Regions from separate parts of the Homo sapiens genome. Here region 1 is linked to region 2. The links are chromatin loops, found by intact Hi-C in ENCODE. Cell type or tissue: OCI-LY7. All regions are shown on one strand. Links, peaks and the distances in the headings refer to the core of each region. The heading gives the core; the rest is flanking DNA. Region 1 overlaps GRHPR (glyoxylate and hydroxypyruvate reductase). Region 2 has its middle 58 kb from the start of MIR4475.

Region 1 (9,354 bases), core at 1,140-9,139, 670 kb before region 2:
GCGCAGTGGCTCATGCCTGTAATCCCAGCACTTTGAGAGGCCAAGGCAGGCAGATAACTTGAGCTGAGGAGTTTGAGACCAGCCTGGGCAACATGGCAAAACCCCGTCTCTACAAAAAATACAAAAATTTAGCCAGGCGTAGTGGCCCACACCTATAGTCCCCGCTACTTGGGAGGTTGAGGCAGAAGGATTGTTTGGGCCTGGGAGGCAGAGGTTGCAATAAGCTGAGATTGCACCATTGCACTCTAGCCTGGATGACAGAGGGAGACTCTGTCTCAAACAAAAAAATGGTGAACGCATAGGAGTTTAGCACTGGCCACCTGTACCATGTGCCCTTGAAAATGATGCCACATGACCACAAGGTTTCTGATCTACAGAAATAACTCCAAAATGAAATGCTGAACAGCACAGTTATCTCTGATCCCACCCCAGAGCAAGTGAACTTACTTGCCCCCAAAGAACCGTCAGCTGGGTGCAGTGGCATATTCCTGTAGTCCCACCTACTCCAGATGCCGAGATGCAAGGTTCGCTTGAGCCCAAGAGTTCGAGGCCAGCCTGGACCACATAGCGAGACATCATCTTTACCAAATAAACCCCATAAAACTGCTTTTGGGTTTTTTCCAGGTAGAAATCATGTTTCCTTTTAATTGAGTACATTTTCTTCTTTAAATTTTATCATTATTGTAATAGGGTCTTTGTTGCCCAGGCTGGTCTTGAACTCCTGGCCTCAAGTGATTCTCCTGTCTTAGCCTCCCAAAGGGCTGCGATTACAGGTGTGAGCCACTGCGCCCAGCCATAATTCAGTACTTAATTCACAGAGTTTCTTCTCCTCTCTGGTAACAATTAGGTCCCCTCCTCTCAAGAACATTGCATCTGATCAAACTGAGAGCCAGCATGAACATGGACCCCAAACCAGAGCTTTCAGAATAACAATGAACAGCAAAAACCAGCCTTTCCCTACACTTAGGAAGGGACTGTGAATGGCAGGGTCCAAATTTTCACCATCCAAATAGAAAACCCGGAGCTGAATGCCAACATGGAAACCAAAATATGTCAGGAATGAAGTATAGTACCCCTTTACATACTCAAGGTCAGGATAGGTTTGGAGAAATTTGCATCTGACTATTTGGCCTCTTCTAGTAGAGAAGAGTTTTTGAGACAGGGTCTTGCTTTGTTGCCCAGGCTGGAGTGCCATGGCATAGTCAGCTTACTACAGCCTCAACCTCCTAGGCTCAAGTGATCCTCCCACTTCAGCCTCCTGAGCAGCTAGGACTAGAGGTACATACCATTACACATGGCTAATTTTTTATTTTTTATAGGGATGGGGTTTCACTATGTTGCCCAGGCTAGATTCGAACTCTTGGTCTTAGGTGATCCTCCCGCCTTGGCCTCCTAAAGTGCTGGGATTATAGGCGTGAGCCACCCTAATCAGCCCCACCCCAACGTTTCAGACATATAATGAATCAGAATAAATCCGCTCACTCACAAGAAACATTCCTGGATAATGGTTTTTGGTTGCTGAGATTGAGTAGCACATTATTTCAAAGTGGCAAAATTCAGGGCCATCTAGGAGAATTCAAAAGTGGTGGCTATATTTGCCGACAGGTTTACACAGGACACATATAAAACAACCCCCATTTTTTTAGCGTATATGTCAAGAGGCCAAGACCCCGATCATCAAAATATGTTATTTCGTACATTACAGTTTACAGGACAACAGAGGGAAAGACACTTTGTTGGAGGGTGACTAAATGGCATTTTGCAAAAGGTCCGTGTCACTCTGAAGGGGTGGAAGGACTGGAGTCCTATGGCCTTCATTAACTTGACCCCTCCTCCTCTTTGGTTGCAGTGGCCTCAGTGGGAGCTGCTACTTCTACATGTTCTGCGGGCTTTTCCTCTACCTCTGCCTCACCTTCTTGGGGACAAAGATCTGGGTATTTCTGCATGCATTCCTGCATGGCCCCAATTGGTCTACACAGTCTGACCCCTTGACATTCTCCATACTATAGTGGAAGCAGGAAAAGTCCAGCTTGAATTGTTCCCCACAGGGGCCGCTGGCCCTTCCCCCAAGGCACAGGCAGTTCCAGTTAATGTCTCCATTTGGCAGCCTCAATCCGTGCTCCCCCCATAGGGATCACTGGGGTCATCAGCTGTGTTGCTTGGAGCTGCATGGTCTTTTTACATCACAAATGATTGCATCCTTCCCTTCCTGCTGGCAGTAGGACATGGCTGCAGCCCAGTGCTTAGATTTTGTAGAAGCAGCGGTGGCGGCTGCAGCTTCATGCCCTGACTGCCCTCTCCTCAGACCAAGACCTGCCTTTTGAAGCAGTCCCCAGGCCGTGAGCTGAATTCCAGGACCTAGGGTGGGGGTGGGAGGGCAGTTTTCCTGGCTGTGGGCGACAGCCCTGACATCACACCCAGTGCTCCTTGCAGGCTGGGGTGGGGGAGGGACGGGAGAGTTTCCAAGGGCTGCAATAATGGGAGCATTCACTGGGGAAGGCAGCTGAAGACCTTTTGTTTAGGTTTCCATTCCAGAATCCAAATTAAGGGCAGAGACTGGCCCGGACAACCTAAGGCCCTGATCACTCTTAGTCTGGAGGCATAAACTCCACCAGCTACCTGAACAGATCTTAATATAAAGAATCATTAACTACGCATCAAGTTGTTAACTCACTGAGCAGGTAACAAAAACCCAAACCACAAAGTGTGGTCCCTGGACCAGCAGCATCAGTGGCATCTGGGAGCCGTGAGGAGCACACTCTGTCAGACCCCACCCCAGACCTGCTGAAATAGAAACTCTCGGGATGGGGCTAGCAACCTGTGTTTGATCAGTCACTCCTCCAGGTGATTCTGACGAACTCAAAAGTATGAGAATTGGCCGGACACTCATGCCTGTAATCCCAGCACTTTGGGAGGCAGAGGCAGGTGGACCATCTGAGGTCAGGAATTCGAGACCAGCCTGGCCAACATGGACAAACCCCATCTCTACTAAAAATACAAAAATTGGCTGGGCCTGGTGGTACACGCCTGTAATCCCAGCTACTCGGGAAGCTGAGGCAGGAGAATCGCTTGAACCCAGGAGGCAGGGGTTGCAGTGAGTTCAGATTGCACCACTGCACTCCAGCCTGGGCGACAGAGCGAGACTCTGTCTCAAAAAAAAAAAAAAAAAAAAAAATGTGAGAACCACTGCACTGTGGTAGCACAGAGGTAGCAACTGCCAGAGGCACTTCTGGTGCTGCAACTCAGACTTCGGTGGCACGGGCACTGACTGGCTGTTGCTCTTGTCTCTGAGCAGGGCTCAATGGGGCTGGTTCACCAAGTGTTGGAAAAACTGCAAACTGGATTCCCCAGCCACTATGGGAAGGAACTGGTGCTGCTAGATGAAGAAGTGCTGCTGCCACTCCCCCAAAGACAGGAAGGGAGGGCAGGAGGGAGCAGGCCCTTCCACACCCACGCTGACAAGGCCTGCCAGTGCAGCTGGCACAGCAGAAATGGGGTGTGCAGAGGCCTGGCCCCAGCCCCACAAAGCAGAAGAGAGAAGGGGGCTTTGTTGTGAAACAACAGCTTGAAAAACTGGCACGAGTTATATTGGCATTGTCATTACACTTTTAATTTTTCACAGCTAAACTGGTAATAGCAATTTATAGTAACAGGTTTTACACGAGTCACTGTGGTGTAACACATGGAGACATGTAGTCAGCCCACTTTGTTGTTGTTGTTGTTTTGGAGATGGAGTCTCACTCTGCCACCCAGGCTGGAGTGCAGTGGCACAATCTCGGCCTACTGCAACCTGTGCCTCCTGGGTTCAAGCGATTCTTCTGCCTCAGCCTCCCAAACAGCTGGGACTATAGGCATGCACCACCATACCTGGCTAATTTTTGTATTTTTAGTAGAGATGGGGTTTCACCATATCGGCCAGGTTGGTCTCGAACCCCTGACCTCGTGATCCACCCACCTCAGCCTCCCAAAGTGCTGGGATTACAGGCATGAGCCACCACGCCTGGCCCACTCTTTTTTTTTAAACAAATCCACTCACACCTACATTCTGTTCCTTTAGGGACAGAGACCCAGCAGAGCATGCGCAAGAGGACTGCTCCTGTCATACACCCATGTCACTGACAACATAAACATTTACGATCCCTGGTGTGTCCCTTTGGGTTCAACACCTGCTCACACTAGCTCCACACCCGGCCCCTTGGGACCCCCTCAAAAACACTGGTCCTGCAGGGCAGCAGGGAGTTTGCATCAGAAAGTGCAGTTCTTACCACAGTTCTTCAGGGTCAGGAGAGGGTGGTTTGTAGGCAGTGGTTCTGGGCTCGTCACATCCAGTCCAGCAGCTGCAATCTTACCACTGGCCAAGGCCTGGTACAGGTCGTCCTGGTTTACGACGTCGCCCCTGGGAATGACAGTGGTGACATGGGTACCCCGAAGATCCCTCCGCCCAGGCCACCTTTGAGGCAGAACAACCTACAGAATGAATTTTTCCACTCACTTGGCACTGACTTTTAAAGCAGTAAGTCTTAGGTATACTTACAGTATGTCTGTAAGTCTTATATACTCAGAGAACTCCAGCCCTGCCTCCTTCTAGCTGTGTGACCTTGGGCAAGTGTCTCAAATTCTCTGTGCCTCGAATTATCTGTGTCTCAAATTATCTACTCTGTGAGATAAGGAGAATACCACCTAACTCCCAGGCATGTTGGGAGGATTAAAGCTTTCTTACATGCTCTACTGCATGAACAGGGCCCAGAAGGGCATCTGTGTTAGGCCCCATCCAAGTGTTTCTGATCTGGTTGACCCCCAGACCCCCACTGAGAAGCACCACAGTGTGCTATCAGGTACCTGTCTAAACCAGGGCAGAGGAACGAGCACACCCCTAACCACAGCCATCAAAGGGAGCGGCGACTGAAGGCAAGAAGTCATCTTCTAGAGACTGTATATTGTGCACTAAGTAATACTTGTGCACTAATGAGTAATACACGGTCCTGGGCTGTCCTGGGTACATGCAGGCACCCAGTACACGGCAGCTGTGACTGCTGCCAGCCAGCAGTGCGAGCCCTGTGGTCCTGCATGTTTCACTCTTCCATTCCCAGGTCACCTGTTTTGTAGCTAAATGTTGGTAATTACAGGTACCTTTGGGGTGGACGAGTCCTCAGGATGACCTCACCCAATCCCCCTTCCCCTAAACTGATGTAAACAGGCTCAAGGGGCACCAGCTAGGAAGGGCTTGGAGTGGCAGAGAAGGAAGGTCTGACCTCCATACATGCCCAGTGGCCTGAAGGCACCCCTAGGGACAGTGTGAGGAGCTACGACCACGTGAGTTTTAGGGTCTGTCCGCCCAGGAGCATAAGGTTCAAAGTATCACTGAACCACAGCCAGACAAAGCCAGGCTCAGCAGTGTGGGAGGCGGCCTCCAGAGGGCCCTTCAGATCCTCAAGTCCAGCCCTTTGTGGTGGAGGATAATGGGCCTGCAGAGGCTCCCTGGGAACACTCCCTGAAGCCACGCTGCTGTGTGCCAGGCCCCGCCGGGTGGGGGCCACTGCTGAGAAGCAGACAGGCCAGGCCCACTCTGACGGCTCTTCTTCCCTGTACGGAGGTCTCGTGTATTCCCACGAATTTCTGAGTTGGTTGTTTGGTTTATGGAAACCAGCAAGCTCAGCCTGGGGTCTCACCAACAACCCACGGGGAAGAAAATCTCCAGATGGCAGCAGTGGGGATGGCTCCTCTCCAGGCTTGCTGGGTAAGGTGGCCCTAGGATACCTGCTGATGTTGATGAACACAGCTGTTTCCTTCATCTTCTGGAAGAAGTCCTTGTTGCAGAGTCCCTCGGTTGCAGGTGTTAAGGAGCAGGCCACGACGATGAAATCAGATTGGGCAGCCAGCTCAGGGGTAGACACTGAGGGAGGGCAGGACTCCATCAGGCACTGAGTCCCAGGCTAGGGACAACCAGATGGCGGGAGACCAGCCCCTTGCTCCCGACTCCCTAACAGAAACTCCCAAGATGCTTCCTGAAGGCCGAGTCTCTACCTGGACAACTCTCATGAGTGCACAAAGTCAAATCACACACAGTGGGATCTGGACCACTCTGGCTTTAACTACCTTCAGGGCCCAAAGTGCCCAGGGGCGTGGGGAATGCTTGAGATCCAGCCTGCCATCTGCTCACCAGGCTGTGGACCCGCCAGGTGCTGGATCCGCCTGGACTAAGGGGCGCACACAAAGGCTAGGGTAGTGCTTGCCAGTTTATGAAGGAAAAGACAGTGAAAGTGCCCAGCCCTTCCTCACACCCACCACCATCCCCGCTGCTCCGCCCACAATGGGGAATGGTAACAAAGGACTCTGAAAGACGGGAGCCCTGGACTGCTCTGCTGGCTCGGAGAGGACCTGGGTAAGTCCCTGTGCTCCCTGAGTGGGCCAGTGTCCAGGGGCAGGTAGATTAAACATCTACCAGACAGCAGCCCCTGGACATGCCTGGAGCTCCTGCCCTCTGCCTGAAAATGCCACCATTGAGAGAAAATACAGCCTCTCAACTGGGCACAGATAGGCTCCTGTGGAAATCAAGGCTTCACTTACCAAACTCTGCCTGGAATTCTGCTGCTTCCTCAGGCCTGGGCTGGCGCCCTGTGTACAGAAATCTCTGGACACCGAATGGTTTCAGACGCCGAGCAATGGCCTGGCCTAGAGCAAGGAGAGTCCATGTCTCGTTCCCAGTCCCGCAAAGGGTAGGGACACCACCCAGCATTTCTGGAACAGCGGCCCTCAGGGCAGACCCTTTTCATCAGCACAGCCCGAGTTGCCTGCTCCTGTCTCCTCCAAAGCGGGTGGGGGGCTGGCTGCCCCACTGTAACTAGCCCCCAGCCAGCCCACACTGCCCCAGGGATCTGGAGACAGCACCTCAGCTCCCCTGAGGCTGTGACTGGCTGATGCTGTCCTCACATGGTCCAAGCCATCTGGAAAGCCACTCAGGTTTTTCCTAACCTCTGAGAACTGGAGAGGTTTTCACAAGGGAGACACCTGGTCAAGCAGTCCCCTCCTTTGTCCTGGACCCTCTGCTTCTGTGAATGCAGTCTCAGACCCCATTTGACTTTTTGGTGGCACTGCCAAACTGCCAGCTCACCCCAAACTTACAATTTTCATGTAAGCTGCTGCTGAGACAGATTTGTACAGTTGGATTTTCAGGCTCAGAACGTGCCCCAAAGCTGTTGGGTTCCTCCAAGCAACTCTCTAGTGAGAGGCAGGGCTGTTCGTTGGCTAGACAGGTTCTCCACACTCTCCACCCTCACCCGCACCCCTGCACCAGGCAGGATGACAGAGAACCACCAATAGATAGCTGCTTGGCTAGGCTCACGCCCTTCTGCCAGGCTTCTCCAAATAAGGGCCACTGGAAGAAAAGTGTCTCTGCCTCATCTGCAGAACTGCAGATCAACTCTGCCCACTGAGCCCTCCGGCCCGAGTTAGGGCTTTGTGAGTCACATACCTTCCAGAACGCAAGCCGGAGTAGGTGTCGGGGGAATGGGCTCTCTCACGGTAACCACTCCTAACGGCCCCAACACATTTGTAGTCTTCATCTGTTCTTTATGGAGCCGGAATCATGAAGCCCCCTGACCCTTAGGCAACTTGCTTTTATCACCTGGTGAGTTCTTAAGGAATCCTGCTTTGGTTTATTTATGTATTTGCCTGTGTTTTACAAAGCTGTATCCCTCATTAGAGATATCTCTACTGCAAGCAAAGTGCCCTGACAGCATGTGGGTCTTCTCAGCCTTCAGACACGTGGTGCCAGGGATGCAAACCACGCTGTGAGAGCCGGGGCGGGCAAGCGGGCCGGTGGGAGCCTCACCTATGCGCCCCAGCCCGATGATGCCGACAGTGCTCTGCGTGAGTCCATAGCCACACAGCCAGAGGGGCTTCCACGAGGTCCAGCCACCACTGAGGGGAGAGAGAGGGGCAGGTGAGAGGCCCAGCCTTGGACCAAGATGGGGGCCGCTGAGAACCCGGCACCTCTGACTGTGGTCCAAGGTATAAACCCACCCTCCAGGTCACGGACTGAGAGTGGGATGAGGCACTGCCACTCGGCACTGCAGATGAGCAGCAGAAACGACTCCACCTTTAAAGCCACCAGAGACATAGAACTTGAGGGCGGGAAGGGGCCTTACTGGCTCTCATCCTGTTTTGCAGATGGGAAAACAAACCAGAAAGGGTGACTTGCCTGAGGTCACACAACCAGGGAAGAGTTGAGAGCAACAGGCTGCAAACTCAGGATTTATGATTCCAAAACAAGTTCTCTTGGCACTTTAGGGCAGCAACAAAGAGTACAGCCACAGGGCCCACCCTGCTGCCCTGGGCAAGAGATGGAGCCTGCCCTGAGCCACCTCCAGTAGATGTGATGACTCCCCAGACAGGACAGTGAGCAGGACTCAGCACTGTCTACTCTGCTCCATGCCCCGTGCCGGGGCCCACGCTGCTGGCCACGCACTGTGAGAGCCTGCGTTTGCACGCCTCCCACCTTGACTCGGGCCAGTCCCTCCATCTGCACATGGAATGCTTCCCCCAACTTTTTTTTTTTTTTTTTTTGGAGACAGGGTCTTGCTGTGTCGCCCAGACTGGAGTACAGTGACATGATCTCGGTTCACTGCAGCCTCTGCCTCCTGGGTTCAAGCAATCCTCCCACCTCAGCCTCCCGAGTAGTTGGGACTACAGGCGTGTAACACCACGCCTGCCTAATTTTTGTATTTTTTGTAGAGACAGACTTTTGCCACATTGCCCAAGCTGTTCTCCAACTCCTGAGGCTCAAACAATCTGCCCGCCTCGGCCTCCCAAAGTGCTGGGATTACAGGTGTGAGCCACCGTGCCCGGCCAACTCTAACTCTTGATATACAGGCCGAAATCCCTGATCTGAAACCTTCAGGCTAGATTTTAAAACTGTTTGGCCTTTAGAAAGGCAGCATGGCGCACGTGGTAGATTCCACACATCACCCTCTGCAGTGTCTGGGCAGCAGCCTGTTTTAAAAGTGTTACATCTGCAGCAAAACTTAGGAAAGTCACATTAAATGGGAGAAATAAAAGCCTTAAATAGTCTCCTGTTAGTATGAAAGAACTTTCAGCTGTCCGAGCTTTTTAGATTTTGGGATCTAAGGGATGGTGGACCTGCAGCTTTCAGGACTCAAGCGGACGCCCACCTGCTACTTATTCTGTGAAGCCCTCCCTGATCCACACTCTCCCTGCCAGCCCTCACCCACCAGCAGAACTTGTTTGTCCTCCCTCATCCTCTTCTCTCACCACTTCCCTTTCTGCCCTTATTGCAGCTCTGCTTTGTGCTTTATTTTAGCTGAGTCCTCACTCAATGGGGCACACCTGGGGTCA
Region 2 (15,342 bases), core at 3,565-11,564:
ATAGACAGACAGACAGACAGACAGATAGATAGACAGACAGACAGATAGATGATAGACAGATCATGATGCCCAGGCACTGGCCAGGACCAGTTGCATCTGATCTCTGCCAGTGGAGCTGGCATCAGTATTTTTTCAATGCACAGCCAGGGCCAAGAAGCTCTGGCCCAGTTTTCTCACTCACCCATTCCTTTCTTCAGGACCCAAGATCAGCTCCTTGTCAGCCACCAAATGGTTAATACAACTGGGTTCAGTGGGCTCCGGGGCAGCCCCTGCAGTGACCTTCACAAGGAGAGGCAAAGGAATGGTGAGACCCTGGTCGTGACTTGTCAGTAGGGATACTGGCTTGAAGCAAAGTCGATGACGACAGCAAAGCAGTTGTTTTTGAGCCCATACTGAGTGCTGGGCACCGTGCTGAGCACTTGACATGCATGGTGTCTCCTTTCATCCTCATTTTAACCCTCGAGGTGGCACTGTTAGGAAAGCAACTTTAGTGATGAGAGCACTGAGGCTTAGAGGGGTTAACAGCTGTCCATGGTCACATGGATCCTATGTGGCAGAAGATTTCACCTATGGCCCCATGGCGGGGACACATTCATCACCTCACCTCCCTGAGTGTAACCTTATCGTAGTCAAGCAGAGGGCACAGGGAAACCCAGCCCAGAAGGCGGGAGCCAGGTCCAGCTTTGAAGTAGCTCTGGCGGAGCAGGAAGAGCTCATGCTCAGCTAACAGTCAGGTGTGGGTCCATGCCCGTGCTCTGAATCACTCCTGGCTGCTGGCTTTCAGCAAATGGCAGCAGAATAAAGCAAGCTCACAGAACGGTGACCCATTCGGATGGCAAGGGCCCGACCCCAGAGACCTTAACAATTCTATTACACAGACTCAGGCAGAGATTAAGCTGTAGAGTCTCCTCCCCATCAGTCTGTCATGCTTGCCCCACGGAAAGTTGCATGTAATGTGTCCATGTGTGTATGCAGGGAGCTGTCCAAGGTCACTCACCAGTTACAGATAGAAATCTATCTGTAGTCTCAGGAAGTGCAGTGCTACTTTTCTTAAAATGTGGCACTGCGGGAACTTTTGGCCAAGCACAGGTTCTCCCCTGGGTAAACAACCCTCCTGGTCCGATTCGGTCCCTGGACTGTTGGCCTGGATCAGCCTAATGGCTGCATGGTAGATGTGGTGGCTTGGCACTCAGTATTCTTTCCACCCTCCTTCCAGTGGATTGTCCTGTACCATAGAGTCAAGAAGACCCAAAAGTACATTTCTCAGATGCCCTGGCAGGTAAAATGTGGTTTGGGTCCAGCCAATCAGATGCACTTGAGTAAGTGCTTTTGGATGTTAAGGTGAGGCAGGGGCCGCGCTGCCTCTGCTTTGCTCCTTCGGCTTGTGCAGAGGTATCTGCAGAAGTCCCAGTAGGTCAAGAAGCAGCGCCCTGGGCATCATTGTTTTACTGTTGTGAATCTCGCTGGTGACTGCTTCTGGATTCCCCTACTTCCCTGATTGTGGCAGAGGCGGGGGCTCTTCTGGCCGGCCAATTCTCCAGTGTTGTTCTGGGTGTCATTTTTGGAGACCTAGCTGAGACCCTGCTTCTCTCACCCCTCTATGATTCTGTAAGCGCCTAGTCCCCTGTCTTAAATCCCTTTTTTTCCTTAAACAACTAAAGTTACTTCTATTATCTGCAGTTAAATGAACTGTGATTCATATAGGTGTGCTCTCACCAACTTACCTGACCTCAAGTGTGGGACCCAGATGAATAAGGGGAGACAGCACTGCACTGAACCAGTAGCCAGAGATGAAGACTTCTGCGTCTAGCCCACAGGAGCACCTCAGTGAGTCACTTGCCTCACTTGAGCCTCTGTCTCCACATCTGTGCAGTGAAGACAGCCATGCAGCCCATACTCATAGGGCTGTCAGCAAACACTCACTGGACCAGGTCCTTCAGATGCTTAGTCTGAGGGAGGAGAGGGGCTGCAAATAGGGAAATGGTCCTGGCAGATGATTCTGCCGTACAGTGGGTCACAGAGGAGGCACAGGTTCTGCACTCCGAGAAGCATTCTAGCAGAAGTCAGCACTGACAGGCTAAGGGAGGTACGGTGGGAGAACCAACCAGAGCAAAGACCTAAATGTGTCTTTGGTCTTGCGAATTTGGGAAATGGTAAAGTGGAGGGCAAGATGAGGGCTGTGCTGCATCGGGAAGTGTCTCAGGAGGGCAGGGCCAGGCTGGGAACTCAGGCTTTCTCCTGAGGGTTTCAGGAGCAACAGTGGCACCAGGCCAACTCCACACCTACCAGCCTCCCAGCTCGTGCCTCTTCACAGCCATTGTACCCAATTTACTAGGTGTTTCAACATCCACAGCCAACCTGTGAGGTGGAAAAGCAAGTCCTGTTTGTCCCATTTTACAGATGAGGACGCTGAGGCTCAGAGGTAGGAAGCTGATCCAAGGTCACACAGGGGGCACATGGTGGGGAAGGAAGCGGGCCAGGCTGGCCCTCCCCGATACTCAGACCCGCTCTTCTCCACCAAGCCCTTGTCAGTTCTGCAGTGCCCAGTTCTTGGGGAGGAGCTGGACAGGCTGATGGAGCAACTGCTCTCACCCAGTTGGCTTCTGGCACACAGAGAGCTGAGTTCAAGGCTGAAGAAAGGGCCTGGGCTTCTGAACAAAGACCCGAAGGCCTGGAGTGAGAGCAGTGGAGGCTCTACCCACTCCCGACCCCAAAGTCCTGCCAGTCTTGGGATTTTAGGAAAAATGACATGGGACCTACAGGTAGAAGGCTGATCCTAACTCTGTCACTGACCCTGGGGAGGGCTCCCACCTTACTGAGTCTCAGCTTGCTTGTCAGGAAAATGGGGATAATAAACCTTGCTTTTGTTACTTTCAAGGTTTTTGGAGAGACAAAAGTGATAGGAGAAGGGACACAGAAGCCCCTGGTCACCCAGGAGACCCAGTTGTCTGGGGTCTTCTCTTGAGGCCTGGGGCAAGAGGGGTGGGGGCACAGTTTTCTCTCCTGCCCCTTGGTTCCCATCTCTAATTGGTGCCCCCTTCCCCCTCTGCCCAGCCTGTAGGGCAGCTCCCTGACATCTCTTTCCTGTCTTTGTCTTTGTCCTTCCTCGGGTCCCTTCTCTGAAGAATCAGGGGTGGGACTGGGGGCCATGGATGCAGAGACAGTGGGAGGAAAGACCTTCAGCAGCCAAGACTCCCTCCTGCTCTCTGGAAGGCAGAACCTGAGACCCCCACGAGCTAGGTTTGGTCACAATCTCGCGTGGCCAAGGTGCTCACCCTTTTGTTTCTAGCATCTTAACACAGTGCAGTCACCGCTGCCATCCCACCATCAGCTCTGTGACAAGTTCCATCCCATTAACTCCTCCATATCACCATGGCAACACTGGCTCCCGACTCTCCCAAAGATAGGAGATAGGCACGCCACCAACACCAGGGTGGGACTGCGCTCCATCCACAGCTACGCAGGGATGGGCAGAGACCTCAATGCATTCACAGTGATGGCAGCCACATTGCCTGAGCTCCTACTCTGCATCCGGCACAGCCCCTGCCTCCAGAAACAACCCCTCACCCAAGATACCCATGGCCACTGAGTGTGTTTGTTAGCACAGGGCTTTCAGCTTATTTTAGGTTAAGTTTCTCTATGACCACTTGCCCGCCCTTTCTCTGCCTGGCACTGAAATCTAAGCAGGCGCAAGGCAGACCTGGAGTTTATCTAGTAATTGTACACAACAGTTGTACATTCGTATTTTCTCACGATTCCCCAGTGTAAACCTCTAAAGTATATGGGGTGGCTCCCCTCACTTTATAGAAGAAATGAAAGCCTGAAGAGGTTAACATATCCAGGGTCACATTGCCATTAGGTGGAAGACTATTTGAATTCAGGGCTGTTTTTTACTTGGTATAGTTAGCATTTATGTAGTTCTTCTAATATGCCAGGCACTGTCTATCCTTGATGCATATTAACTCTTTTAATCCTCATATCAACCCTATGAGGTACGTACTATCAATAGCTCCACCTTACAAATGAGGAAACGGAAGCCCAGACAGGTCAGGTAGATTGCCCAGAGTCACACAGAAAGAGACGGAGCATGGACTCAAGACCAGGCAGTCTGGCTCCTGAGTTTGTGTCCAGAACCACAATACTATGCTTGATTATAATTCTAGGGCTCCTCACTCCCAGCCGCACCCCATCCCACCCTGAAGTCAAGAAATTGACCACCTGGCCATCTCTCCAACAGCCACGCCTGGCTCTCACTGAACTGGCTGGCCTCTCTCTCAAAAGAACTAACTGGCTAGTTTTGAGGATTTTATCTCCCCAACCAGTCTGCTGCATTCTTTTCCAATTTCCCTAGCTCTCAAAGTGATCTCGCATTTCCACTCATCGCACTGGGCTTTAAAATGCTCCCATTTGGAACAACAGCCGAGAATTGTCTTCCTTCAGAGAGAAGAGCCTTCCAATGCCCTCACAAGGGAAGTCCCTCTTGTCCTCCCACACTCAGCCTGTCTACAAAGACCATTAATGCAATCACTTAACAAGAGACTGGCTCTAATAGAAAGAAAGAAAGAGGAGGAGCATTGTTAGTGGTTTGAAGGGGAGAAGAAATCATAAAATCCATTAAACCTGTATTTGTCTCATTAAAAGTGTTTCTAATTTATAATGTCCTGGAATGCAGATGCCACCCAGCTGTGTGGGCCTGGTAGTACTGCCTGGCATACCCCCCCACACACACTCCTGGGCCCCCTCTCCCACCTCGCTGGGACTGCCATCAATTTCTGCTCATCAGCAGCACTTACAGTAAATGGATTCATTTGTGGCAATGGGAGCTGAGAGACAAAGGTGACAATATAATTAAGGTTTTTAATTCTATGCCTGAACAGTTAAGTCCAGAACTCATGATAATTAGCGGGCTGTAATGAAAGATCTTTAATCGTTATTTTCCCTTTGTTTCCTATAATTGTTCATTTTGGCCAACTACATTTGTCCTTTCATTTGAATCTGGCTGCACAGTTCTATGTCACTTTCATTATTCCTGTAAACTCTAAAGAAAATATGTTGTGGAGCTGGTCATTTACAAAGTCGGTGGCGAGATGGCCTAGGGAGCTCAACCATGCACATCTGCTGATGGGGGCCGTGGCTACTTTCTGGAGGAGAGGAAAACTGGGCTTCAGAAATCCACAGGACTGGGGATGTGTCTACAGAAAAGCAAGACTCACAGGAGAATGAGAAAGCAACAAGCCCTTCACAGCTAAATGGGCCACACAAGTTGGTTTGCAAACTGGTTCTTAGAGAGATGATTGTTACTACACAAGTTCTCGATTCTCAAATGTATGCATTGTTTTTTCACATGTTGGTGTTCCTGTTAGAATGTATCTTATAATTGGTGTGTATATTTAATGTCATGTCTATCTTTTGTATGTCCTGCAAAGTTGTCGATGAATTGACAGTGTTTCCTACAGTTGATGGCACGTTAGAATTGATAAATCATGATGAAGGTACCATCCAAACAACAAGTAACTTATTGAGGACCTGCTACATCCCTGCTCTCATGGTCTGTACAGCCTGGAGGACCATCAACTCAGCCTCCTCTCCAATCACTGCTGGGTGGCCAGACAGGACATTTTTCACTTGCTATGAACTGCTTGAACCCTGATTCAACTATGGATTCAGAGAGTCAGATTTCTTACAGGCAAGTGCCTCTCAGGAACCAGAAAATGGAAGCAAGAAGGCTGGAGGCTTCTAGCAAGGAAATGGCAGAACCCAGCCCAGGACTGGAGAATGGTTCAGCTGGGAAAATTGGGATTGTGATAGAAAAAGGAAAACCACTCTGGGACAGGTTATAGGGAATGCACTGGGATATGCGGGACACCTGGGCAGACCTATGTGGCTTGTGAGACATCCCATGCATTCCCCCCTCCCTCCACTCCTTCTCTCAGTCCTGAAAGTCGTTTGCCCAAGGCCACACACAAGCTCATATATTTCTGGAGAGGATTAGGGATAATCTGTGCCTCTTCTGATGTACTGCCCTTCAACTCAAGGTTCTGGGTGTTGCCTCATCTCAAATTGCCTCTAATTGCCATAAAGAGGAAAATTCAGCCACCTCAACAGAAATCTTCTTGCTCTTCCCCAAGTTGTTCTACACACAAAGTCAGAGTAATTATTTGAAAATCACATGGTGCTTCCCTGTAAAAATATTCAGTGGCTTCCCAGTATCCCGAGAAAAAAACCATCTAAACTCCTATTATAAAAACATTCGAAGGAGTTCTGCACGGCCTGCTCTCCTCTGCTCTTACCTCGGACCTCCCCGTCTAGCCTGGCTGCTTCGCCCTACATGCAGCACACTCATCTCAGCTTTGGGGACTTCTCTCATGTTGTTCCCTCAGCGTGGAGACTTCTCCAACTGCCAATAGTGCCCTGCTCTCTAGTTCAGCTCAAATGTCACTTTCCCAGTATTGCTACCTGAATTATGCCCCATTATTTTGTTTCTTGACACACTTATTCAATGTGTAATTATAGAAGAGACTGCGGGTTTGTTTACTGTGTTTCCACCCATAGATGGTGAGGCCCATGAGGAGAGGGTCTGAAGGTGTTTCCTCAGAGCCCAGACCATTCACATAGATCACCGTGTATCTTCAAGTCTGCATTCTGAAAGCTCCCGTGTCACTAAAAGTATGACAAAATAAATGCATTATGGGAAAGAAACAGAAAGGAAGAGAAGGGAAGAGAAGAGAAGGAAAAAAGGAAGGAAGGAAGGAGGGAGGGAGGGAGGGAAGGAAGGAAGGAAGGAAGGAAGGAAGGAAGGAAGGGAGGGAGGGAGGGAGGGAGGGAAAGAAAAAGCAAAAAAGAGCGTAGACCAGCGCCTGGTACAGGAAGCACTGAATCCATTTTGTTAAACCAGAGCTAACCCTTGAAGGCCTCTTTCTAGATGAAAAGGAACCTGCCAGGCGCGGTGGCTCATGCCAGCACTTTGGGAGACCCAGACGGGTGGATCACCTGAGGTCAGGAGTTCGAGACCAGCCTGGCCAACATGGTGAAACCCGTCTCTACTAAAAATGCAAAAATTAGCTGGGCGTGGTGGCGGGCGCCTGTAATCCCAGCTACTCGGGAGGCTGAGGCAGGAGAGTCGCTTGAACCCGGGAGGTGGAGGTTGCAGTGAGCCGAGATCACGCCACTGCACTCCAGCCTGGGAGTCAACACTGAAACTCCGTCTCGAAAAAAAGAGGAACCTGAGGCAATGGAGACCCCCTGAAGGATGAGGTCTGGGGTTGTCACACAGGAAAGCAGCGGATGAAGGCGCAGCCCAGAGCCCTTCGGGGGCCTCTCAGGCCACCAAGCAGCCCGGGAGTCCCGACAGTTCGCCTCTGGGGCCTCAGTGTTAGGGACGGGGAGAGGCGGGGCTTCCTCCGCGGGGGCGGTGCCTCGGCCCAGTTCCAGGGGCGGGCTCTTCCTCAGGGAGCTTCCTCATTGGCTACCCACTCGCCCAATGAAGTTCCACCTCTCGGAGGTAGACGCTCTACCCAAGTGGGCCCCTCTCTATGGTCCCACTTCCTCCCGCCCAGAGTCTCCGGGGAACCACAACACGTTACCCATGGGCACCTGTGAAGCTGAGGCAACCTTCTGGACCCCAGCGCACGCTCTCGGCCAGCTGTCTTCCTGCTCGAGCCCCTTATGCACAGGAAGTCTCACTCCTCGCCGAAGAGCAGGTTCATCTATTAATTCAGTCAACCAACACGCAACACCTGCTGTGTGCCAGGCTTTGTGCAGGCGCTGGGGGCATAGGAGGTGATCCGGTTTCTTTCTGTGCATTCTCTCTTACTCTCTTAGAACCATCTCAGACACAGCCTGGGCTTAGTGACCTCCACGTGTGGGACATTCTTGTTTGCTCAGACGTCCCTCCTGGAGATCTCCAGTCCTCCTGGATGCTTGTCCCACAGTCCCCCTCCAGCACGACATGAGTCATTCGTTTATTTACTCAAAAAATATTTAGCGATCACCTACTAGAAGCCGACACTGTTGTAGGTTCTGGGGATGGCGCTGTGAACACGGCAGATGGAATTCGTACTCTCTTATATGCTGATTGAGCAAAGACAAGAAACAAATAATAGATGAATGTGATTGTTTGCCATGCAGTGATCACTGCTGTGAGGAATGAAAGCTGGGCCCCACGGAGGAGACGATGTTTCCGCAGATGGCTCTGGTCGAAGAAACATCAGTTCTCCCCACACCTGTTCCTCCTCTTTCTGTCAGTGGCGTCTCCAGTCTCTCCTGACCAGAAAACCTGGAGTCCCCAGCTCTTCCCCTGTGGACTCCATCCCATGTCCCTCTCGCACCGGCCCACTCCCTGCACGCCTTCCCGTCCTCCCCACCTCGTCTCTTCCCTCCCTTCCTCTTGTCTCATTCCTGTCCCCTTCTAACTCATCTTCGCCCGCCGCTGCCAGGGTCGCCTCCCATCCATAGCTGCTTAAAGACCTGCGGTGGTGACCAGGTGCTCTCGACAGAAATTGCATAATTCCAGCTTGATAATCAGTGTCCTCCACAATCTTGTCCTAGCTAGCCCCCCAATCTTATCCTTCATGACAATGTTTTGCACCCCCAGCATGGGGACTTGGCGGTATGTTCACAGCGTTTACCTCCTCTGACCCCCTGCTCGCCGCTAGTTTCCTCCTCCTGAAGGCCCTCCTCCACCCTTGGTGGCTAAGTGCCGGCGCCACCTGCCACCTGCGCCACCTGCCACCTGCCACCTCCTCCTCCGAAATTCCTTCCCTCACACGCGCACACACACATCACACACACCACAGCACACACACACCACACACACACACCACTCACACACACCACTCACACCACACACACACCACAGCACACACACATCACACACACCACAGCACACACCACTCACAGCATACACACCACAGCACACACACCACTCACACACATCACACACACCACAGCACACACCACTCACACCACACACACCACAGCACACACCACAGCACACACACACACCACTCACACGCACCACTCACACACCATTCACGCACCACGCACACACCACAGCACACAGACACATCACACATACCACTCACACACACCACACACACCACAGCACACATACATTACACACGCCACTCACACACCACAGCACACACCACTCACACACCACACACAGCACACACACATCACATACACCACATACACCACACAAACACACCACACACAAACCACTCACACCACAACACACACATACCACACACACCACAGCACACACACACCACACACACACCACACACACCACAACCACTCACCACACACACCACTCACACACCACAGCACACACACAACTCACACACACCACAGCACACATGCACTACATGCACCACTCACACGCACAAAACAGACACACCCCACTCACACACACCACCTACACTACAGCACACACCATTCACACACACCACAGACACCATTCACACACACACAACTCACGCACATCACACAGACCACATACACAACCACACACATCACACACACACACACCACATACACCACAACACACACACCACATAAACACACTACACACCACACACACACACATCACTCACACATGCCACTCACACCATACACCACTCACAATACACATACCACATACACCACACCACACACAAACATCACACGCAAAGACAACACACACATTACTCACCACACATACACCACATCATACATGCACACGCACCACACATACACATGCACCACACATATGCCACGTCACACACATCATACACAAATACACCCCCCACACCCCACACAAACACCCCACACAACTGTACACACCACACAGCTGTCGTCGTGGTCCTCCTTCCTCCAAGGCCCTCAGCGCCTTACCTGCCCCTCTCTTGACCCAGCAGTTGCTGAGCTGCTTCAGGACAACAGCATTTCCCAGCACATGTGGCCCCCTGAGGCAGTGCCACAGAAGGGAGTGACTGAGTGCGTGTTCACCCTGTGACCTTAGACTATTTAAGCCCTCTCTGCCTCCGTTTCCCTATGTGTAAAATGAGGACCAACTAGGTGGATATACATCAGTACTTAAAACAATGATTGACAGTCCTACTGACTGTGATGGTGACCGTAACTAGTCCTGGGTAGAGGAGTCAGAACGACGGTGCGGAAGCAGATGCCAGCTCAGATCTCAGGGAGGGCCTCGGGGTCGATCCACCCCAGGTCAGCCTAAGTCAGTCTCTCCCAGGTCTCCCCTCCTGCCTGACAGGCTGGTAGGACCCGGGAGGATACCCAGCTGGATGCTCTCCTCCCCCCAAAAAAGCTGGGGAGATGCCTATCCTTACATATTACCCACACTCCACGCACACACACACACACCTGCTTCCATCCTGTGACTGAGCCCTGTTCCTCCACTCCCAGCAGCCGCCACCAGGGAAGGTGAGTCCTCAAGGTCACCCGACAGGCGCTGGGCTGCTGGGAACCAGGCATTGTCTTCGGTTGCTGGGGTCCCGAGGGAGCTCCCCAGGCGCCTGGAGAGCTTATGGCCACCCTGACGGGCCATGTGGGGCGAGAGTCAGGCTCTCTCCCTCCCAGGATGGATGGGGTCCATTTGCCAGCACACTGAGAAGTCAGGAGCTCACAGTCACCTTGAGCAAGGCTCTCCTCACCTGAGCAGCGCATCCCTCACTGGAGATGGCAGAAGTGCTCACGTCGCTGCCTGCCCCTGTCTGCATGACACCAGCCTGCCACAAAGAGACTTCAAGGTCCTCTGTAATCCCCACAGAGGAACCCAGGCCTCCCTCCCAGCTCCAGAGGAAACTTTGGGGAGTCCCATTGCCTCCCTATGCCCCCACTTCCCCCCATGTGAAATGGTAGTACACCCCAGCCTGGCTCCCTCCTGCACAGTGTTGCAGGAGACGGGCTAGGGAGAGGGATGGGTGGGGAATGGAGACTACTCTCTCTATGCTCATCTCCCAGGAGGTAGGTGTCAGACCCCCTGAACCTCACCCCCATCTCAGGTGGTCCTACTCCAGGGGACAGAGAGGGAGGGGTTTCAACCCCACAGTTCCCCCAATCCCAGCTTCAAGCTGTTTACCTGCAGCTACTCAGCCAGGTAAACAACAATCCTTTGCAATTTCTTTTTTTTTTTTTTCTTTTTTGAGACAGAGTTTCACTCTTGTTGCCCAGGTTGGAGTACAGTTGCTTGAGCTCAGCTCACTGCCACCTCCGTCTCCCAGGTTCAAGCGACTCTCCTGCCTCAGCCTCCCGAGTAGCTGGGATTACGGGCACCTGCCATCATGCCTGGCTAATTTTTGTATTTTTAGTAGAGACGGAGTTTCACCATGTTGGCCAGGCTGGTCTTGAACTCCTGACCTCAGGTGATCCACCTCAGCCTCCCAAAGTGCTGGGATTACAGGCGTGAGCCACCGCACCCAGCAATCTTTTGCAGTTTCTTCAATGCGTTGATCCCAATGGGAAGACAAGATGATGACAAAGGTCCCAGGAGTGACGTGTAACTGAGCACCTCTGTGTGCCACATGCTTTCCAGGTAAAGCTTGCTAGAATCTCACAGCTGCTGTAGGAGCAGCATCACTATTGCCCCACTTCACAGATAAGAAAACAGAGGCCCAGAGAGGTGACATTATTTCTCCAAGGGCACACAGCTTCTGAATGGTGGGACTGAGATTGAAACCCAGGAGGCTCTGGTTTTGGTGATGATCTCCACTCCCTTGGGCTTGTCCCCTGCCTTCAGGACACTCATTCCAGAAGTCACCTTGGACAGATTCAGGTAAAAGTACCAAGAACCCCAAGCGAAGAGCTGCTCCTCTCATCATAGTCCTAAAGGCAGAAATCGGTTGGGGGTCTCAAATGCGTCGCTTCAGCCCCCTCTCCGGAGCTCGCTCACAACACACAGAATAAACCTAAAACTGGCCTTGGTGTGGGGATGTGGGGGCACAAACACGTATAGAAGTCAAGGCAGGCCCCAGGCTATCCCCTACACTCCCTCACCAAGCAGAGCCACTGCCCTCATTCCCACTGCCACCCGCCCTCTCCTCCCTGGCCTCGCGACCTCCAGTCTGTCTCACTAGACCTGACTTCCTAAAACGGCACTGGGTCATGGCACTGCTCAGCGGCTCCAGAGAAAGTCCAGAATCCTTACCTTGGCACTCAAGGCCCTTAAAATCTCCTGCACGCCCTCTGCCACGCCTCTGGATCCCACTCACCCCATCTCTTTCCTGACGCCAAGGCTTTTGCTGATGCTGTTCCTTCTACCTGGCATGCCTGTCCCCTCTCCGCTGTCACCTTACCGGGATGCCCTGACCTAAGCTGGTGCTATGCAGGCATCCATGGTGCTCTTAGCCCTGCACTTACCACATGACTTGGCTGTTATCTGCCCTGCCACACTTCACTTGCCCCTGCAGATGCAGAGGCTGTGGTTCATCCACCCCCGTGTTCCCAGTGCAGGACAGGGACTGGCCCAGATCAGGAAATGCGTGTGCTTGGAATAAGTGAAGGAAGACAGCCAGGCCAGAGGCAGAAGGACCCCACCCTGCCCGACCTTCAACAACATCTCGTGAACCCCTTCCTGTGCTAGACCCTAGAATCGATCCTGAGGCACTGACTCAAGTAAGAGTTCCATCCCATCTCAAGGCTCCTCACAGGCTTCCAAGGAGCCCATGGGTTACAGTGGTTAAAAGCACAGGTTCAAATCCTGTCTCTGCTATTTATGAGCTGTGTGATCTTACACGAGTTTCCTACCCTCTCTGTGCTTGTTTCTTTGTTTCGTCATCTATAAAATGGGAACAACAGCAGCTACCTTAGATGGTGATTTGAAGAATAAACGAGATCACGAGTGTGAAGGTGGTTAGGACCTTGCCTGGCACATTGTTAATGCTCAATATTATGCTCCCCGACCTGGTCCCTGCCCTTGGAGCAGCCTCCCTCAGGTGGATGTCCACAGCCTGGTGCTCCTGGCCTGTCAGGGAGCCGGCGAGCAGAGCCAAGAAGGCACAGGCTAAGTTGTCACCCAGATGGGAGTGTAAGACATGGCTCCACCAACTGGCTGTGTGAATTTGAGAAAGATACATGTGAAATGGGCCATTTCACCCAGAACCAGCGGAGCCTTTGTTTTCCCTTAGGACAAGTGGGAGGGAAAGAATAATTGTTCTGCCTGCCTCACAGAGCCTTGTGAGGATAGAGCAAGATAGTGGGAGTTCAAGTCCTTTGTGGGCTGAAGAGGGATTATCTAATCAGAGCCACCATGTCCAGGGAGGCAGTTGGGGGGACCAGGCTTGTATGAGCCTAAGGACATGCACAATATACAGGAACCCTGGGACAGGGGGAGAGTGGGGGATCAGAGGGTCACAGATGCCTGACATCTTGATCAGTAGGGCCTTGGTGAGCTTGGAGGGGCACACCCTGCTGAGACCCCATCCTCTGGCCCCAGGTGCTGATTTCCCTGCCTATCTCCCCAGTGCCTGCCGAGGTCGCCATGACAGCAAGTGCCACTCCCGAAGATTCACCCTGGCCGCAAGGCTGTTCCTATGCCCTTGAATCTATTAGACAGAGCAAAGTGATTAATTATTTTACTGTCTTTATGGCATCAACTTTAACTTGCTTCACATCCAGATTTCCAATTACATAAGCCAGAGTCTTAAGCTCAGGAGGACGTGTATTATTGAACTATTTATAATCAGAGTTTTTCAGAGCAGAAAAGCTCTGCTAGGTGGGAGCTACACAGCCAAAATTAATGATTTGGAGACCAAGGGGCAATCTTTCCATAATCAGAGGGGTGTGAGATGCAGGCAGGGAGAACAGAGAGGTTGAGTCTGAATCAAGGATGGCAAAGCACTTTCTCCTGAAGGACACAGAGCCCCAGGGGAAGACATCAATTGGTGGGTGGGGGTCAGGGAGACACACTCATGCCAACAGCAATCAAATGTACCTTGGGGAATTATTCTTTGAAGACAATGATGCGACCTAGGTTACCCCAACCACACCAACCCTGGGTGTGAAGGGGGTCATTATGGATAGCTAATGCTTCACTGTTTCATTGTGCCCCCTCTACCTGATAATTCTGGCTGTCTAGCTGCTTCCAGTACCTCTTCAAGTATTTCTGGAAAACTCTTATGTTTTTACCAGTTATCCTCTCAGCTACTGCTTCTCCTCCTTCTTCTTCAGCTTTCTGCCAAGTCATGGGAGAACGCAGCCCCCCCCCCCCCACACACACACACACACTGCCTCTGTGCCCGCCTTGAAGCCACCTCCCACTGGGCAGCACCATCTTCGCCACCATTATCTGCACCCTGGATGGTCCACAGCCAGCCTGCGTCCCTGTGGGGACTGCCTCTCCCCCACTTTGGCATTGTTCCAAGGAGTCTTGTGTTCCAATATTTTTCAGAAGTTTTATTTGGACCAATCCCCTCCCCAGAGGCTCCAGACACAAATCCATGATAGGCTTGGACCAGGAGGAAAGTTCTCCTCCTGACTGGTGGGTGACTCAGGCTGGTTGCCAGGCTTAGTTTATCAACCTGGCTCTCCTTGCCACAGGCAGATTCCTGGAGGACCCTCCAGTCAGTCCCCCAGACAGGCTCAGCTCAGGATCAAGTTGGGTAGCTGCCACAGGACCACAGAGGGAACAGAAGCTGTGAGATTGTTTCTATTTGTTGAGCTCTAGGTATATGCCAAGTGTTGGGCCAGGCTGTGTCCTCACAGCACCCCATTAGGTACATGCCATTAGCCCCATTTCACAGATAGTAAAACCGAAGCTCAGAAAGGTTGAGTAACTTGATCTGGGTCCCATCGCTAGAAGATTGTACCAGGCTCTACCAGGATCCATACCAGTTCTATTGAATGCTGTTTTCGTCCATTTGAACTGCTATAATAGAAAACCATAGACTGGGTAGCTATAAGCAACAGAAATTTATTTCTCACAGTTTTGGGGGCTAGGAAGCTGAAGGTCAAGGCATCAGCAGATTTGGGGTCTGGAGGGAGCCAGCATCCTCGTTCACAGACACCTGTCCTCTTGCTGTCTCCCTACATGGTGGAAGGAGCAAAGAAGTGCCCCCAGGGCTCTTTATAAAGGCACTAATCCCATTCAGGAGGGATCTAATCACCTACCAGAGGCACCCCCCCACTCCAAATACCATCACCCTGGCGCTAGGATTCCAACAGATGGATTTGGGGGCCTTTGGTAGGTTCAAAGTTTTGACTCTCCCTCCTGCTGCTTGTTTAAGAGCACAAACTCAACAACTTCTTACCAGGACTTTATTTCATAGAAGAAATAAATGTTTTGTTTATTTGTTTTCTTCAAGGAAAGCAGAGGGAAGAACTCTCTCCTTGACAAATGTG

What was found. Hi-C counts contacts between places; a loop is a spot of excess contacts. Peaks named below come from ENCODE experiments on the same cell type or tissue, not always from the same donor. Only the 100,000 strongest peaks of a DNase experiment are listed, where the experiment ranks them.
Region 1: it touches region 2 in a loop (3-fold over the local background); 3 of 110 quality-filtered maps call a loop at or near these places.

The regions. Positions count from the first base shown.
Region 1 is chr9:37,427,050-37,436,403 of GRCh38, reverse strand. GRHPR (glyoxylate and hydroxypyruvate reductase) reads right to left here. Exons shown (of 9, transcript NM_012203.2): 5 at 7,832-7,920; 6 at 6,568-6,672; 7 at 5,758-5,893; 8 at 4,266-4,396. It also overlaps the pseudogene CHCHD4P3. Among named protein-coding and RNA genes, the nearest start is that of GRHPR, 9.0 kb to the right of the region's middle. RefSeq lists enhancers at 1,364-2,002, 7,362-7,862, 7,863-8,363. In OCI-LY7, for the core only: a CTCF peak has its summit at 5,406 (motif pointing right); no DNase peak of the experiment used is centred there.
Region 2 is chr9:36,758,273-36,773,614 of GRCh38, reverse strand. No RefSeq gene overlaps it. Among named protein-coding and RNA genes, the nearest start is that of MIR4475, 58 kb to the left of the region's middle. RefSeq lists enhancers at 7,585-7,744, 8,265-8,783, 8,784-9,302. In OCI-LY7, for the core only: no CTCF peak of the experiment used is centred there; DNase peaks (open chromatin) are centred at 7,574 and 8,684; H3K4me3 peaks cover 1,708 bases; H3K27ac peaks cover 2,363 bases.